Linked DNA regions of Homo sapiens: region 1 is linked to region 2. Evidence: chromatin loops called from intact Hi-C (ENCODE). Cell type or tissue: dorsolateral prefrontal cortex. All regions are shown on one strand.

The links. Peaks named below come from ENCODE experiments on the same cell type or tissue, not always from the same donor. Only the 100,000 strongest peaks of a DNase experiment are listed, where the experiment ranks them.
Region 1: it touches region 2 in a loop (4-fold over the local background); 47 of 110 quality-filtered maps call a loop at or near these places.

What each region holds. Positions count from the first base shown.
Region 1 is chr21:36,849,831-36,857,830 of GRCh38, forward strand. All of the region lies in intron 6 of HLCS (holocarboxylase synthetase), which reads right to left. It also overlaps the pseudogene RNA5SP491. Among named protein-coding and RNA genes, the nearest start is that of HLCS-AS1, 110 kb to the right of the region's middle. RefSeq lists an enhancer at 4,699-4,993. In dorsolateral prefrontal cortex, a CTCF peak has its summit at 4,834 (motif pointing left); a DNase peak (open chromatin) is centred at 4,834; H3K4me3 peaks cover 210 bases; H3K27ac peaks cover 2,709 bases.
Region 2 is chr21:36,744,313-36,752,312 of GRCh38, forward strand. SIM2 (SIM bHLH transcription factor 2) reads left to right here. Exons shown (of 11, transcript NM_005069.6): 10 at 416-824; 11 at 3,353-5,605. The coding sequence ends at 3,780. It overlaps HLCS (holocarboxylase synthetase), which reads right to left. Exons shown (of 11, transcript NM_001352514.2): 11 at 4,314-8,000. Among named protein-coding and RNA genes, the nearest start is that of SIM2, 49 kb to the left of the region's middle. RefSeq lists a silencer at 3,464-3,723 and enhancers at 5,373-5,898, 5,899-6,423. In dorsolateral prefrontal cortex, a CTCF peak has its summit at 3,589 (motif pointing right); DNase peaks (open chromatin) are centred at 459, 3,619 and 3,818; H3K4me3 peaks cover 2,262 bases; H3K27ac peaks cover 325 bases.

The sequences.
Region 1 (8,000 bases), 110 kb after region 2:
TGACTGGACAAACTCTTATTAGCTTCCGGCAGATATTAAAAGATGCATGAGCTCACTTTGATGCAAAAGGGCCTCAGCATGGATGCACGCCTTATCTATGAGAAAGCTCCTCTGCTTCCTCTCCTGGCCTCCTTGTACTTATCTCATGGTTTATACTTGATTTTGTTCCTTTCAACTTTCTTCTTTTCATGCCCAACTCCCCTCCCTAAAATGGGTCTGGTGGCAGAGGTGAAGGCAGAGAGCAGAGGTGAGAAGAAAATAGGAAAGTGAGTAACTTTTGGATATTACTTTTCAGAAAACATTCTGTGTGGCAGTGGCCACTTTCCTGTCAAAGGCTTAACATTTTTTTCCTATAAATACATTAAAAGTGAGTCAGACTTGGATTTGCACCTTAACATTATTGCCAACACTTTAAATAACTATATGTTCTCTACAAATGTTCTCTACTAAAGAAGGGACTCGGAGAATGGAGGGAGCAAAAAGGAGAATGGGGAGGCAACTCCGGGGCAGCTCACCTGTCTGGCCCTGTGTGGGGTTTCCTCTTTAGAATTCAGCAGGCTGTAGGGAAGGTGAACACTGGGTACTAGGTAACCCCTGACCTGGTCAGGGAGTCTGAGAAAATCGGAGAGACTGCTCTCTATCCTGCACCCCCAAGCCCCAAGCTCCACAGGCTTGCAGGGTTGTCTTGGGAAGCCCCTCCCAGAGGCCAGCCCCAATTCAGCAGGGTGACGGGGCATGGACCACACACGCATGCCTGTCCTTAGCGCCTTGAGTCCGGAGACCCCTGTTCCTCCCAGTTCCCTTCCTTGTGGAATGGCGAAGGGAGAGGTGTCCCCAGGGAGGGTTTTGGACCGTAGCCACCTCTTAAGATTCTGGGGTCGGGGGACAAGTCCTGAGTCCAAGGGAATAGCAGGGTGACACTGGTCAACAGGTATGTGAGTCCTGGTTGAATTCTTGCCCTCAAATGTTCATGCTACATTTTCTGTGTCCCTTCCACCCTCAATCTACAGCGAGGAGCTCCCCTATCCTGGGCCAGTCGGGGTCTACAAGCCAGCCAGGGAAGCAAAGGGAGAGAGGGAGAGGCCTTCGAGGACACTACCCCTGCTGGAGGGGTGAGGCGAGGATATGCCATTGTTGAGGGGCTGTAGCCTACGGCCACAGGTGATGGGCAGGGTGGGTTAGGAACTGTGTACTCCAAAACTGGTTGTGGTTTCTCTCAGCAAAAGCTTTTTGTACCTCCCCTCCCTCCATGGAAAAACAAAAAGGTTATGAGAGAGAAAGATATTAGGTTAAGAGCCTTCTACATTTCAATAGAGCTACCATACAATCCAGCAATCCCAATCCTAGGCATATACCCAAAAGAATGGAAACCAGGATACTGAAGAGCTATCTGCACTCCCATGTTTATTGCAGCCTATTCACAGTAGCCAAGACCTGGGAGCAACCTAAGCGTCCATCAACAGATGACTGGACAAAGAAAACGTGCTGCAGATACACAATGGAGCACTATCCAGCCACAAAAAAGAATGCGATATTGTCATTTGCAACAACATGGACGGAACTGGAGGTCATTATGCTCAGTGAAATAAGCCAGACATCGAAAGACAAACATTGTATGTCCTTATTTATGTGTGGGAGCTAAAAATTAAAACACTGAACTCATGTTGATGGATGGTCATCAGAGGCTGGGAAGGGTAGTGGGGGGCAGGGAGGTAGGTGGGGATGGTTAATGGGGACAAAATAGTAGTTAGAAAGAATGGAAAAAACCTAATATTTGCTAGCACAACAGGGTGACTACAGTAAAAAATATTTTAATTGTACATTTTTAAATAACTAAAAGAATATAATTGGATTGTTTGTAACACAAAGGATAAATGCTTGAGGTGATGGACACCCCATTTACCCTGAGGTGATTATTACACATTGCATGTCTGTATCAAAATATCCCATATACCCCATAAAATATACACATACTGTGTACCCACAAAAATAAAAAATAAAAATTTTAAAAAGCTTAAGAGTCCTCCACATTTCAGAAACATATATTTTTAAACATTAGGAAAAAGGTAGAAAAACAGTAGTCTATGGCCGTAAGAGCCCGCAGGCACCCTGCTTGTCCGATCACGGACGCTAAGCGGGGTTGGGCCTGGCTAGTACTTGCATGGGAGACCATGTAGGAATGCCGGGTGCTCTAGGCTTAAATTTAAGTAAGTCTAAGTAATTTAAAGAGATTTTTTTAAGACGACAGATTATAAGTCAAAGTGCCACCCTGTGGCACCCATGACTGTTCCTGCTGCAGAGATGCTCTGAGGATGCCATTCGTTCTCACATGGAATTCTTTCATGAAGATCCCAAAGAAATTCCTGTCTGGTCTCACCTTCCAGAATACATCTACTTTTTTCTAAGCGTCTCTCTAAGTTTAATCTGTGACTTGTTGACTTCTTTACATCAGCTGTTAGTAAATCTAAAGACAAATTCCTAACTGATGAGATAAGCTGGATTACCTGAACATTACCATGGAGCCCCTCTGGGTTATCTAACACGGGAAGACCAGAGGCTTTCTCTCCTGGCAGAGAGGACCATACCCAGCTTCCCAGGGGCCCTCAAGTCCATGCACAGGGCAGCTGGATTTCCCAGACAATTCTGGTCAGCAGCCAACAAACACCCCAGGTCCTGCTGCTTGGTGCCAGGCCAGCTGCTGCCCCACTGACAAGGGGCTCTCACAATTCCTATGCCAAATGAAAGCAGTAAGGAAACAGAGTTCTTTCTCCAAAACACATTCACACTTCATGGCCAGCACAGAGCCCAGCACACCTCTCAGAGGGGTACCAGAAGGATCAGAGGACCAGATCCTTGGTACATCTGCCTCTAAAGCCTGATCGTTAAGCCATATTCTAAGACCTTGAGGACCCCACCCCAAGTCCTAGTGCACAATAGGTACCTCCTGCAAAGATGCAACCTGCCTGAAACCATCCCTCAGACACAGGACCCCGCTGAGGACATCACTTCCTCATCCCTGCCAGTGCACATCTCTGGTGCAGCTTCTCCTTTTGCCCCTCCCAATTTTAATTCAGGACCTGACAGATTTATAAATTGCCTCCAGTAATTTCTGGAACACAGCAGCACAGAAGAAGGAGAAGGAGGGAAACCAAAAGAAAAAACACAAATTCTCTATCTTTCAATGCAAGTATAACTTTTTGCCATGGGTTTTGGCTTCCTATGACTCAGTGCACACTATCACCTCGAGATTCTCATGATGAATAGGATTGAAAATGTCCTAAAATAGAGCCACCTTCAAACTGCAGTAAAACACCTTCCCAAGAGGGCACACAGGTACAAATGGTCTTAAGGGCAAAAAAATCCACAGAGCCTCACTCTCCCATATGTGCTTTCCTAAAACACGTTATTTCGGAGCGAGCTTGGAGTTCAGGCACACAAAGCTCTATCTTTAAACCTCTCCTTAAACAACTGCCTTTCTCCCATGTGACAAAGAAAGGGAGAGCACTCACCCTCCCTGGGTGTAACTATGGAAGGAAGTATCCTGGAAGCGTAAAAACCTCCATGGGGCAACAGACAGGTCATACAAAATTCTGATGACAGCAAAAAATGTGCAGATCAAGGTTTTTATAACAGTATGTTTAAAACATGGGATAAAATACAAGTTTTTTTAAGTATGTTATTGTATTGATGAGGTAGTATTAAAATTAACCATTTCAATTTTCTCAAATAGTTTTAAGTACAGCAGATTAAACTAAATGTCTTTAACTAAAGCACTAACAGGTATAATGATAACAATTTGGTAAGTCACAGTAAAGTCTCTTAACTATCCTTCAGATATTAATAAAGTGAATAACTCTAATAACCAGTAACAGATTCTTTCACAAATCAGGTGGGTTCCAGTTCTTTGCTTTCAACAAAACTGAAGGAGGACCTAACTGAGTTATTAAGTCAATAAAAATAATTACTGATGAGAGTGCAATATAATTTTTGGCATATAACTTGTAAACATTTCAAAAAAACTGAGTGGCAATGCTGTTTTTAAAAATTAATTCCATCCAAATGGAATTAACATTTGTTTTTGTTGTAGAAAAGCATCCTGGAGTGATTAATAAAAGACTTTTCAAGCATAAAAATGGGTTATATTAGTATATTGTTCTATGGGGAAGAATGGAAATATGAGTTCAAAAATATAAAATAACGATGTGAAATTTTGACTATTAAAAAAGAGTCTCATATAACTTTTAATGGATAATGGCAGGCATCAAATAGGTATGGCATTTAAATTCATTGGATAAATTTTAGAAAGACATGAGACTCTTTGAACGTCAATATTTGTCATATGTTAAAAATCACATCCTACAATTAAGCTTTTGATGAGAACTGTTAGATGTCAGCTTAAACACGTGTAAGGGGATTTACAGATTTTCAAAATTATTTTAGGGGTACACAACTAAGAACACTGAACAATCACTGCTATAATGGCACCCTATTACTCTACCACAGGAACAAAAGCTCCCGGGGTTCCCACCAGAGACAGGCACATCTGGGGCACGGGGAAGGACGCTTAGAGTGATGCTCATTTAAAAAGCTCATTTTAACAGGGAACAGTAAGACAAGCATCAAAAGGAAGTGCAGACTGTACAGATCCTTGGAGCTCTGCAGGGGGAGTGACTTCTTAGGCGCTGGTTTTCCTCCTGTTTATGAGAGTAGGACTAATAATTTGAGCAGTTCAAGGTGGGGAAAAGCTTAAGTACTGAGTGCACTGAGGAAGCAGAGGTCACAGGAAGGACCCCATAGCGAGGTCCTCTGTGGGTGCAGGACTGCCCCCTAGGGGACATTTCAGAACTCTATTTTTCTGGTTGTCATAATGACCAGAACGTAGTGCTCAGAGGGGCCAAGGATTCACGATGTCTTGCAACACACAAGGTCAGCCCTGGACAACAAGATTCTCCCACTATTAAAACAAATTTTTAATATTCCACTGGACACACATTTAGATGAAATACTTGTTCACAATGATCTGACTTGAGAATCTGATTCTATTTTTGCGGGTACACAGCAAGTACTTTCTGTACAGCGGTATTAAACTCTAAATATTCCAAAGATAGGACCACCATGTAAATCAAGGGGGAGTTGGGTAAAGTCCATACAAGCACAATCTGTTTCGCACTCTGAGACCAGATCATCTCAGGCTACACTATTCATAGTGTCCAGGCTGCCCAAGACCTTGCAGCCATCATATTCATGTTTTTTTTTTGTATAGGTGCATGTGTCTATTTCATCACATCTTCTTAACAGTCAGATATGAGCACATATTCCGATGCATATTATTTTCTTTAACTTTTTATTTCTATATTGGTTTTTAGAATTATCTGTATAGATCGTTTATATAATGTATAAATCCAACTTCAAGAAGTTGGCCACGCATGGTGGCTCACGCCTGTAATCCCAGCACTTTGGGAGGCCAAAGCGGGTGGATTGCCTGAGGTCAGGAGTTCGAGACCAGTCTTGTCAACATGGTGAAACCCTGTGTCTACTAAAAATAAAAAAAAAAAAAATTAGCTGGGCCTGATGATGTGTGCCTGTAATCCCAGCTACTCGGGAAGCTGAGGCAGGGGAACTGCTTGAACCAGGGAGATGGAGGTTGCAGTGAGCCGAGATCACACCACTGCACTCCAGCCTGGGCAACAGAGCAAGACTCCATCTAAAAAAAAAAAAAAAAAAAAAAAAAAGGTTAAAGGTGGCAGTACAAAATGTTTGTTTGTTTGTAGACAGGATCTCGCTCTATTGTCCAGGCTGGAAATGGCACAATCATGGCTAACTGCAACCTCTGCCTCCCAGGCTCAGGCGATACTCCCATCTCAGTCTCCCAAGTAGCTGGGACCACAGGTGCACGCCACCACACCTGGCTAATTTTTGTATTTTTTTGTAGAGATGGGGTTTTTCTGTGTTTCCCAGGCTGGTCTCAAACTCTTGAGCTCAAGTGATCTGCCCTCCTTGGCTTCCCAAAGTGCTGGGATTACAGGTGTAAGCTCACACACCTGGCCCAAAATATTTGTTATAAAAAGAGATATGGACATGCTACAACATGGGTGAATCTTGAAAATATTATGCTAGATCAAAGAAGCCAGAGGTGAAAGGCCGCATGTTATATGATTCCATAGCTATGAAATGTCCAGAACAGGCAAATCCATAGAAACAGAAAGTAGATGGTGACACCCAGGGCTGGTGGGTGGGGGGCAGGGGGAAGGGGAGTGACTGCTAATGGGTACAGGGTTTCTTTTTGGGGTGATTTTAAAAAGTTCTAAATTTGAGTGTGGTGATGACCATACAAGTGAGAATATAATTTTAAAAACCACCGAATTAATTGTATGCTTTAAGTGGTTGAATTGTATGGGATGTGGTTTATATTTCAAAAAGCTTTTTTAAAGTATTGGTCAAATTTGGTTGAAAAGCGCTACTCCAGACTTGCTCACATGGAAGAGAACTGGAGGGGAAAAAGGTAGGCCAGAACATCTAGGTGGGACCCCTACAGGGTTAAAACAGCTATGAAGTATCAGAACACTTCTGCTATTTAGACTGCGGAAGGCTTTCATTTTAAAGGACATACAAATGGCAATGAACATAGGTGAGACTTTCCAAAATAGAATCTATCTCAGATTGCAAATAAATACCACGGCTTCTATGGGTCGAAAAGACATAAATAACACACACCACCGCCAATAGTAGTCCTTTGAAACCCTCCAGACCCAATTAACACACTAAGAAAGCATAAAAACATAAACTGTTCTAGGAAGTATATCATCAGGTAAGGTAACACAGTCCCCCCAGCAACAAAAAGAAAAATAGAAGGAAGGAAAAAAAAATGAATGTCCAAATAGCACCCACCACCAATAATCACCTAGTTAAGAGAAAACCACATCTAGGGATCAAGTTCCCTCACCTCAAGTTATGAGGCGGGTATGAGCCAGTGCATGAAACAGCTAATGTATTCTGAAATCAGAAAACCAGAGCAAAGGAACTAAGATTTACTAGCACGTAAAACCACACACACACACAGACATACATACAAGGTAATTTCTCCAGGCAGCATCTTACTTTGATTACCTTAAATTAGTAATTTGCTAATGCAGGCAGTTCTCACTTTGCATGGTCCCACATTAACTGAAAGTCACGCATGTCCATTGCAAACAGTGTAAAGTGAGGACACTGTTCTGATATGCACAAATTTCAGTTTACATGGCGCCATGCAAAGCAATAAATGCCTCTACCAAAATAGGTCAAACAACATGTTTAAAAGTCTTCTCTAATATGGAGGTCTGTTTGAAAACCCGTATCAGGATTGCTTATCTCTTGTTCAACATTGCCGTTTCAAAACCCAAGCCACACCAGGTATTCATTCCAGTTCCAGGTCAGTTGCTTCAGCGATATTCCCAAAGGAGAACATGAACAAACCCTCAAGATCCTTTCTTCTTCCCTTTCTTTAACCTTTCTGTTTGTTCGATCCGATTCCAAAGCTGTAGGTGGAATGGCAGAAGGCAGGAGTGGGGTAGGAGAGATACAGAGAACCTCCGTCTCCTTGCTAGACTCTCCTCACTAGTCCTATTCCGAAGAGGTTCACAAGAATTCATGCTGTTTGGTCTTTCATTTGTGTACTACTGGAGGAAGTCCAGCTAGGTTACCAATGATACCAGCAGTCTTAGCAAGGCTTGGTAAGAAGATGAGCTGTCATGCCAATGTCCTCACATCGATCCTCCTTTGTTCACCCACCCCAAACCTCCAGGGCCCTCGCTGGGGCTCCTGCTCAGAGCTCCCACTCCTAGGATGGCATTTCAGTGGCCCAAGTTCTGGTGGCTTCATCCAAGCTCCCCTCAACAAAGCAGAGTGATCCTGTTTTCCCCATAAAAGCCCAGTTTTTAGCTGGCCATCATTTAATTTAGGATCTTGGTTTTTTGTTTTTTGTTGTTGTTGTTTTTTGAGATGGAGTCTCACTCTGTTAC
Region 2 (8,000 bases):
AAAAAAAAAAAAAAAAGAAAGAAGGAAAAGAAAGGAAGGGAGGGAGGGAGGGAAGGAAAGACGGAAGGAAGGAAGGAAGGGAAGGAAGGAAGAAAAGAAAAAAGAAATAAAGAAAGAAAGAAAAACAAAGAAAGAAAGAGAAAGAAGGAAAAAGAGAAAGAAAGAAAGAAAGAAAGAGTCCATGTGTGCCTGATGTCTTGTTAGCTTGGGGTGGGGGATCTCTTTCCACCCTGGGAGCAGGTCACTGGGGTATCGCTCGCTGTGTGCCTGTCCCCAGTGGGACCTTGCAGTGGTGGCGAGGGTAGGGGCAGCCCTTGGATGGGGTTGGGCCCCGTCGGGACGGTTCTTGCAGGGCCGGAAGGCAGCTTCCTGCCGGCCCCTCGCTGGCCCTTCATCCATCTTCTTTGCCATGCAGCAATACAGCTCGTTCCAAATGGACAAACTGGAATGCGGCCAGCTCGGAAACTGGAGAGCCAGTCCCCCTGCAAGCGCTGCTGCTCCTCCAGAACTGCAGCCCCACTCAGAAAGCAGTGACCTTCTGTACACGCCATCCTACAGCCTGCCCTTCTCCTACCATTACGGACACTTCCCTCTGGACTCTCACGTCTTCAGCAGCAAAAAGCCAATGTTGCCGGCCAAGTTCGGGCAGCCCCAAGGATCCCCTTGTGAGGTGGCACGCTTTTTCCTGAGCACACTGCCAGCCAGCGGTGAATGCCAGTGGCATTATGCCAACCCCCTAGTGCCTAGCAGCTCGTCTCCAGCTAAAAATCCTCCAGAGCCACCGGCGAACACTGCTAGGCACAGCCTGGTGCCAAGCTACGAAGGTGGGTCAGGTCTGCTCGTGGGGAAGGTGGGAGGACTGCGCACGGCCGGGAGCCGAAGCAGCCATGGCGGTGGGTGGCAGATGGAGACAGAACCCTCACGCTTTGGGCAAACTTGCCCTCTTTCTGCTTCTAAGTAGGGCTTGCTGTGCTTTCTTGCTCTCAATGCAGGTGCTCCTCGAGAGTGAGAAATGGCAGTCTGCCTGCCTCGGGGACACTAGTGACAGTATAAAGGGCAAAGGAAAACCGAGTATCTGGCCTTCACGTAAATCCTGGCCACATTCACCAACCAAAGGGGGACAGTGATTTTCAAAACCAGCTCCCATGTGCTGAGAACACCCCAGCTGCATTTCTTTTGCAAGATTCCTTTCCACTCCAACCAGAAGTGAATATTTGAGACAAACGGCCTATTGGCTATTTTCCCATGCCAGTTTTGGAAGTGGGGAAAACTATGGTGGAAATTTGTGGGCTTGGGGACAGAAATGCCACTCACCAACCCAGGGCAAAGAACACAAACCCTCCAGGCCTCAGTTTCTTCACCTGTAAAATGGGGTGAAGCTGTGATGTGCCTACTCCCAAGGACACGACACACAGTAGGGACCTGCCCTGTACATGCTAGTTCAACAGAAAGGAATGGCCTTTCACCTTCTCCTGGTGGCAGGCAAGCAGATGTCCTCTGCGGAGATACCGCCAGCTCCCCAGGACGCAGACTGACTCCTGTTTGCTCGCTGGACCAACCCCAGGCAGAAGGTGGAAGGTGGGAACAGAGGTTTAGCTGCAGGACATGTATTCCCATTGCACCGAGACCTAACTGCCGCTCAGAGTGTAGACCGAGATGGTGCAGATGCCTGCAGTGCCACTAAAATGTGGGTGAAGGTGACATCAGGATTATGTGCCCCAGGCCGGGCTCAGTGGCTCACACCTGTAATCCCAGCACTTTGGGAGGCCAAGGTGGGCGGATCACCTGAGGTCAGGAGTTTGCGACAAGCCTGCCAACAAGCTGAAACCCCATCTCCACTAAAAATACAAAAATTAGTTGGGCATGGTGGTGAGCACCTGTAATCCCAGCTACTCTGGAGGCTGAGATAGGAGGATCACTTGAACCCGGGAGGTGGAGGTTGCAGTGAGCTAAGATCACATCACTGCACTCCAGCCTGGGTAACAGAGTGAGACTGTCTCAAAAAAAAAAAAGAAAAAGAAAAAGGATGATGTGCCTCAGAAAAGCAGCACACCAGCCCCTGCTTAAGAAGACAGCTCTTGGAAGTTCCTCCACGCCTCTCTCGAGGCAGGTAGGGCTCTGCTCCTTCTGGGCCTCATCCTGCTTTTTCTGCAAATCCTAGGAATCTCTTGCTCTGTATTGTGACTTGAGGCTGAGATAACATTTCTTCCCAAATCTGAGAAGAGAGATAGATTACGGGAGAATGCCGCCTTTCTGGAAATCACTAGGACATGTTTTTTCAGAAGTAGCTAACTTAGAAAAGACCACATTGGTGACCAGGGCCAGGACCCCTGCCTTTTGACCTGGCCTGTCCCAGGAGCCACGGATCCCTTAGATTTGCATCTGCCATACCCGTGAACATCTTGGGCCCCTCATATAACCAAGGAAGGGATCTCCAGAACATCCAAGCAAAGGAAGACAAAGCAAAGGGTTTTGATAACAGCTGAAAGTATTACCCACTTGAGATTGACTTGAATTTGTGTGTCGGAAGCTGGCTAATGCTGTCACATGGTATTTGACTTTTACCACTATTTTAAAAGTGAAAGAGGTTAACAATCTCCTTATCACACACTTGATAAAAAGTGGACCAAAGGTGCTAATTTGAGGCAATTTGCGATCAGCTTCCTAGTCTTTTTGGTATTAAAGGAAGACAAATTTTGCCATATAGTGTTTAAAAACAAACAAACAAACAAAGACAAAAAAAACCCACAAGCCAGGGAGCTACTTAATGTCAGGCATCGGACTGAGTAGATGGGAGTGGTTATTTTTCATTATGACACGGCGAAACCGATCGGGGTGGTTACCACCCCTCTCCACTAAGGGACGGGCAGAAGAAATCAGAGCAGACGGGGGCCCTCCAACACCAGGGCCCCTGGTGGCCTCTAGACCTCTGCCGTCCAATCAGGTAGCCACCAACCCCGTGTGGTCTTGAACATGGAAATGTGGCCAGTGCAGTGAGGCAGGTGTGACCTGCGCTCTGCATCTCAGGACCAAAAAAAAAAAAAAGAAAATATCCCAATAATTGTTTCACACGGATTCCATTGAGAGAGTATTTTGGATATGCTGCATTAACGTGTATTACTTAACAGGCATTCCACCTGTTTCCCTGCTTTGTAACGCGGCTCCTGGAACATTTCAGGTCGCGTCCTGAGATTGGACAGCACGGCCTAGACTAAGGCGGGGGAGGGCGACAGCGACCCCGCGGGTGCAGCGCGTGGGCGGCCGAGGGGTGGTGGCTGCGCCCGGGGCTTGGGGGTGGGGTGGCTGCGGCCGCGCCCCTTGCTGCCCTCTAACGTGTCGCCTGTCCCCGCAGCGCCCGCCGCCGCCGTGCGCAGGTTCGGCGAGGACACCGCGCCCCCGAGCTTCCCGAGCTGCGGCCACTACCGCGAGGAGCCCGCGCTGGGCCCGGCCAAAGCCGCCCGCCAGGCCGCCCGGGACGGGGCGCGGCTGGCGCTGGCCCGCGCGGCACCCGAGTGCTGCGCGCCCCCGACCCCCGAGGCCCCGGGCGCGCCGGCGCAGCTGCCCTTCGTGCTGCTCAACTACCACCGCGTGCTGGCCCGGCGCGGACCGCTGGGGGGCGCCGCACCCGCCGCCTCCGGCCTGGCCTGCGCTCCCGGCGGCCCCGAGGCGGCGACCGGCGCGCTGCGGCTCCGGCACCCGAGCCCCGCCGCCACCTCCCCGCCCGGCGCGCCCCTGCCGCACTACCTGGGCGCCTCGGTCATCATCACCAACGGGAGGTGACCCGCTGGCCGCCCGCGCCAGGAGCCTGGACCCGGCCTCCCGGGGCTGCGGCGCCACCGAGCCCGGCAAATGCGCACGACCTACATTAATTTATGCAGAGACAGCTGTTTGAATTGGACCCCGCCGCCGACTTGCGGATTTCCACCGCGGAGGCCCCGCGCGCCGGTGCCGAGGGCCGAGGAGCGCCCGGGTCCGGGCAGGTGACCGCCCGCCTCTGTCCTGCGAGGGCCGGTGCGACCCAGTTGCTGGGGGCTTGGTTTCCTCACCTTGAAATCGGGCTTCACGCGTCTTGCCTTGTCCCCAACGTTCCACAACAGTCCCGCTGGGGGATTGAAGCGGTTTCACTCCGCAAATATCCTCCACTTTCAGGAGGGAAAACCCACCCTACCACAGTCCGCTCTTCCAAGTGGACGGCAGACCTGGGAGGGGACGCCTGTGTCACGAGCCCTTTTAGATGCTTAGGTGAAGGCAGAAGTGATGATTGTAAGTCCCATGAATACACAACTCCACTGTCTTTAAAAGTCATTCAAGAGTCTCATTATTTTTGTTTTTATTTAACCCTTTCTTCAATACAAAAAGCCAACAAACCAAGACTAAGGGGGTGACCATGCAATTCCATTTTGTGTCTGTGAACATAGGTGTGCTTCCCAAATACATTAACAAGCTCTTACTTCCCCCTAACCCCTATGAACTCTTGATAACACCAAGAGTAGCACCTTCAGAATATATTGAATAGGCATTAAATGCAAAAATATATATGTAGCCAGACAGTTTATGAGAATGACCCTGTCAAGCTTCATTATTACGTGGCAAAATCCCTCTGGCCCACACAGATCTGTAATTCACTAGGCTCGTGTTTGCTACAAATAGTGCTAATAAAGTTAAATTGCACGTGCAATACGGAACACTGTCAATGGACTGCACCTTGTGAAGGAAAAACATGCTTAAGGGGGTGTAATGAAAATGATGTAGACATTTTAAGCATTTTCTACACAGCGAGAAAACTTCGTAAGAACATGTTACGTGTGCAACAGGTAAACAGAAATCCTTTCATAAAGCACCAGCAGTGTTTAAAAAATGAGCTTCCATTAATTTTTACTTTTTATGGGTTTTGCTTAAAGATCTCAACATGGAAAAATCCTGTCATGGCTCTGAACTGCACAATGCATTGAACCGCCGTCCTTCAATTTTCTTCACACTATCAACACTGCAGCATTTTGCTGCTTTATCAAAATGGTTTATTTTAGGAAACTTTTTCCACCTTTCTGAATGGAAAGAGGTTTTCACAAATGTTTTAAACTCATCGTTCTAAAATCAAGTGCACCTACACCAACTGCTCTCAAAATGTGAACTGACTTTTTTTTTTTTTTTTTTGCCAACCCTGTGTCACTTAGTGAGGACCTGACACAATCCCTACAGGGTGTCTGTCAGTGGGCCTCATGGTAAGAGTCACAATTTGCAAATTTAGGACCGTGGGTCATGCAGCGAAGGGGCTGGATGGTAGGAAGGGATGTGCCCGCCTCTCCACGCACTCAGCTATACCTCATTCACAGCTCCTTGTGAGTGTGTGCACAGGAAATAAGCCGAGGGTATTATTTTTTTATGTTCATGAGTCTTGTAATTAAACCGTGATTCTTGAAAGGTGTAGGTTTGATTACTAGGAGATACCACCGACATTTTTCAATAAAGTACTGCAAAATGCTTTTGTGTCTACCTTGTTATTAACTTTTGGGGCTGTATTTAGTAAAAATAAATCAAGGCTATCGGAGCAGTTCAATAACAAAGGTTACTGTTGAGAAAAAAGACCCTATCATAGATTTACAAGTGACAACGTGGACAGGCGTAACAGAGTGTGTATGTACTTGAAAATGTGTACTAGTGAAAACGTCCTTGTCTAAACAAACTTCGTTTTCATAACCTAGAACATGAAGGAAGATTCTTACACGAGCTGGCTTCAGGACGGCCAGGGCTGAGTGTGAAGTCAGCAGAGCTGTTACTGTGGCAACCTAATATTGTGACCTCCATCTTGAAGAGTCTGCACATTTAAGCTGGGGATAGCGTTTCTTGACTTCTGTGAGGCTCCGGCAGGGGAAGAGGAAGCATTTTAATACATATGCCTCTCTTTTACAAAAAAGAAAAAAAAATCATCGTAGGCCCTAACATGTACCATGTTGACAAAAATGCCAGATCAAATGGATTTGAGAAATAAGCCCAATTCAAGGCTGGCTCAGCCCTCCACGGGGCCTCCCAGGGAAAGGAATTCCTTTATGTTCTTGGAAGCCCTTTTCTAGAAAAGCCATTCCATTCATACCTTTGTAGAGCAGTGGGCTGGGTGTGGAGGGCAGCGCGGAGGGTATCTGCAAGAGCCTGTATTTTCCGCCTCCCTTGCCCCCACTCCTTTTATCCTTTTAAAAGTCCTATCAGCCCTGCCTTCGTCCCTTCCGCCCTAAGCCCTAAGAGTGGGGGAGGTTTAATACGGCCAATGGATCTTGTATAAAGTCTACGTAAGTTTTAATTTACCAGAGCTATAAGATGGTTAAGGTAGACTAGTGGGGACTGCTACAGATAAAATGAGATACAAAGAACATTTGCAAATAAATGCCATAAAATTACAGTAGCTTGGAATTTTAGTGAATCATGGCCCTTGTGTTATCTAGAATGCTAATTATTCAAGCTGTTCCTAAACTTAAGTATGACATATAAGATTAAAATCTTGGGGGGAAAAACTGTTCAGATGAAAAGTCAAGTCAAGAAGTTTCCACAAAAGAAAAGAAAAATCCTAAAAACAATCTAGCTGTTGTTACATTAAATTTATTTCTCACCTCCATTAAAAGGGTTTTTGCTTTGGAGTTTTGTTAACTTTCGTTCTTTGGAGTAATAATATTTCTCTTGTGTATGGCGCTGAATACATTTGTCAATAATACGTCAAAAAAAAAAACACTTGGCTTCTTAATACTTGGAAATACGTACATATTCCTTACTATGTAAAACACTTTATTTATTTTGTAAAAATGTTTAAATATGAATAAAAATACTGTAACCCAAAGTAGTTGCCTACTTTTAAAAATGAAACTTGTAAAAATAAGAGGGAGCCCAAACCACATAGAAAGTCTTAGTTTATTTTGGTAGACTTGCTTTTTATAGGCATTGGTTTAAAGTGATTCTTTTCAGAGACATCCTTTGAGAAGTTAAAATTGCAGAGGCTTACGCTTTCTTTTATTTCAAATATGCATAGTGATTAACCAGGAATAAGGATTCTCCCATGTTCTGCCTGTTAAGAGCAAACAGATCTGGAGAACGGAAGCCCACCCTGCCTCCCTTTTCCATCTGAAGCAGTGCGGGGAGGCTGGCTCCTCTCTTTGTTCCCAGACTCCAGGGCAAGGGGCGACCATGCTGTATATGCTGTGCCTTGGGGGACCCCCAGAGGCTGCGCTCTGTGGCCTGTGCTCCCCCGACCTGTGCACCCGCACCCCAGTCGGCCACTTGCTCTCACATCAGGCAACGTCAGCCTGCTGCAGTGAAACTCAACCACGATTTTCCTTTGCACACAAATCCTTCCTACTTCCACCACTCCCTAGCAGAGTTCCCAGTGCCAGAGAGCACTGCTGGGGTGGGGGTGGGGACAGGAAGCCCAGTTATTGCTGTGTTCTATTTTAGGGGGCACTTCCTCAAGAGTCCCCTTGAAACCCGTTACCAGCCTGGAAGGGAGGATATCTTGCCTTTTACAAAATACGGTCGATACTCAATGCACAGCCTCTAAAACAAGGGCTACTCCAGTGTTCTAAAAGCACACGCCAATCCTGAGTTTAGTGACCACATTTTAAAGATCATCAGGAAAATGCCAAGTTCCCATTAAGACTTTAAAGCTCCTTGAGATCCCAGGTTGCGGGGTGCATAAATGGCCCAAATCGGAGAGTGTGCTATAGCAGGTAGACAGGTTTCGCTAACACGAACAGCTATCAGTAAAATGCCTTTATTCAGCTAATTCTATAGAAGCGGAGTTTTGAGAGTCTTTGGTTCATGTGAGGCAAAATCAGGTTTATGGAAAACGCAGCATCTGCTTCAAGGCTGCTTCATCTCTCTCAGGACAACTGAGTCTCCTGCGTGAGGGAGGAGCGCCTGCTGGAAAGCACAGAGCACAGCAGTATGCCCGGAACATCTCCATAGCCTTTGACAAGGCCACACTTCATTAGTTTTAATTTGCAGAAAGGAAATTAAAT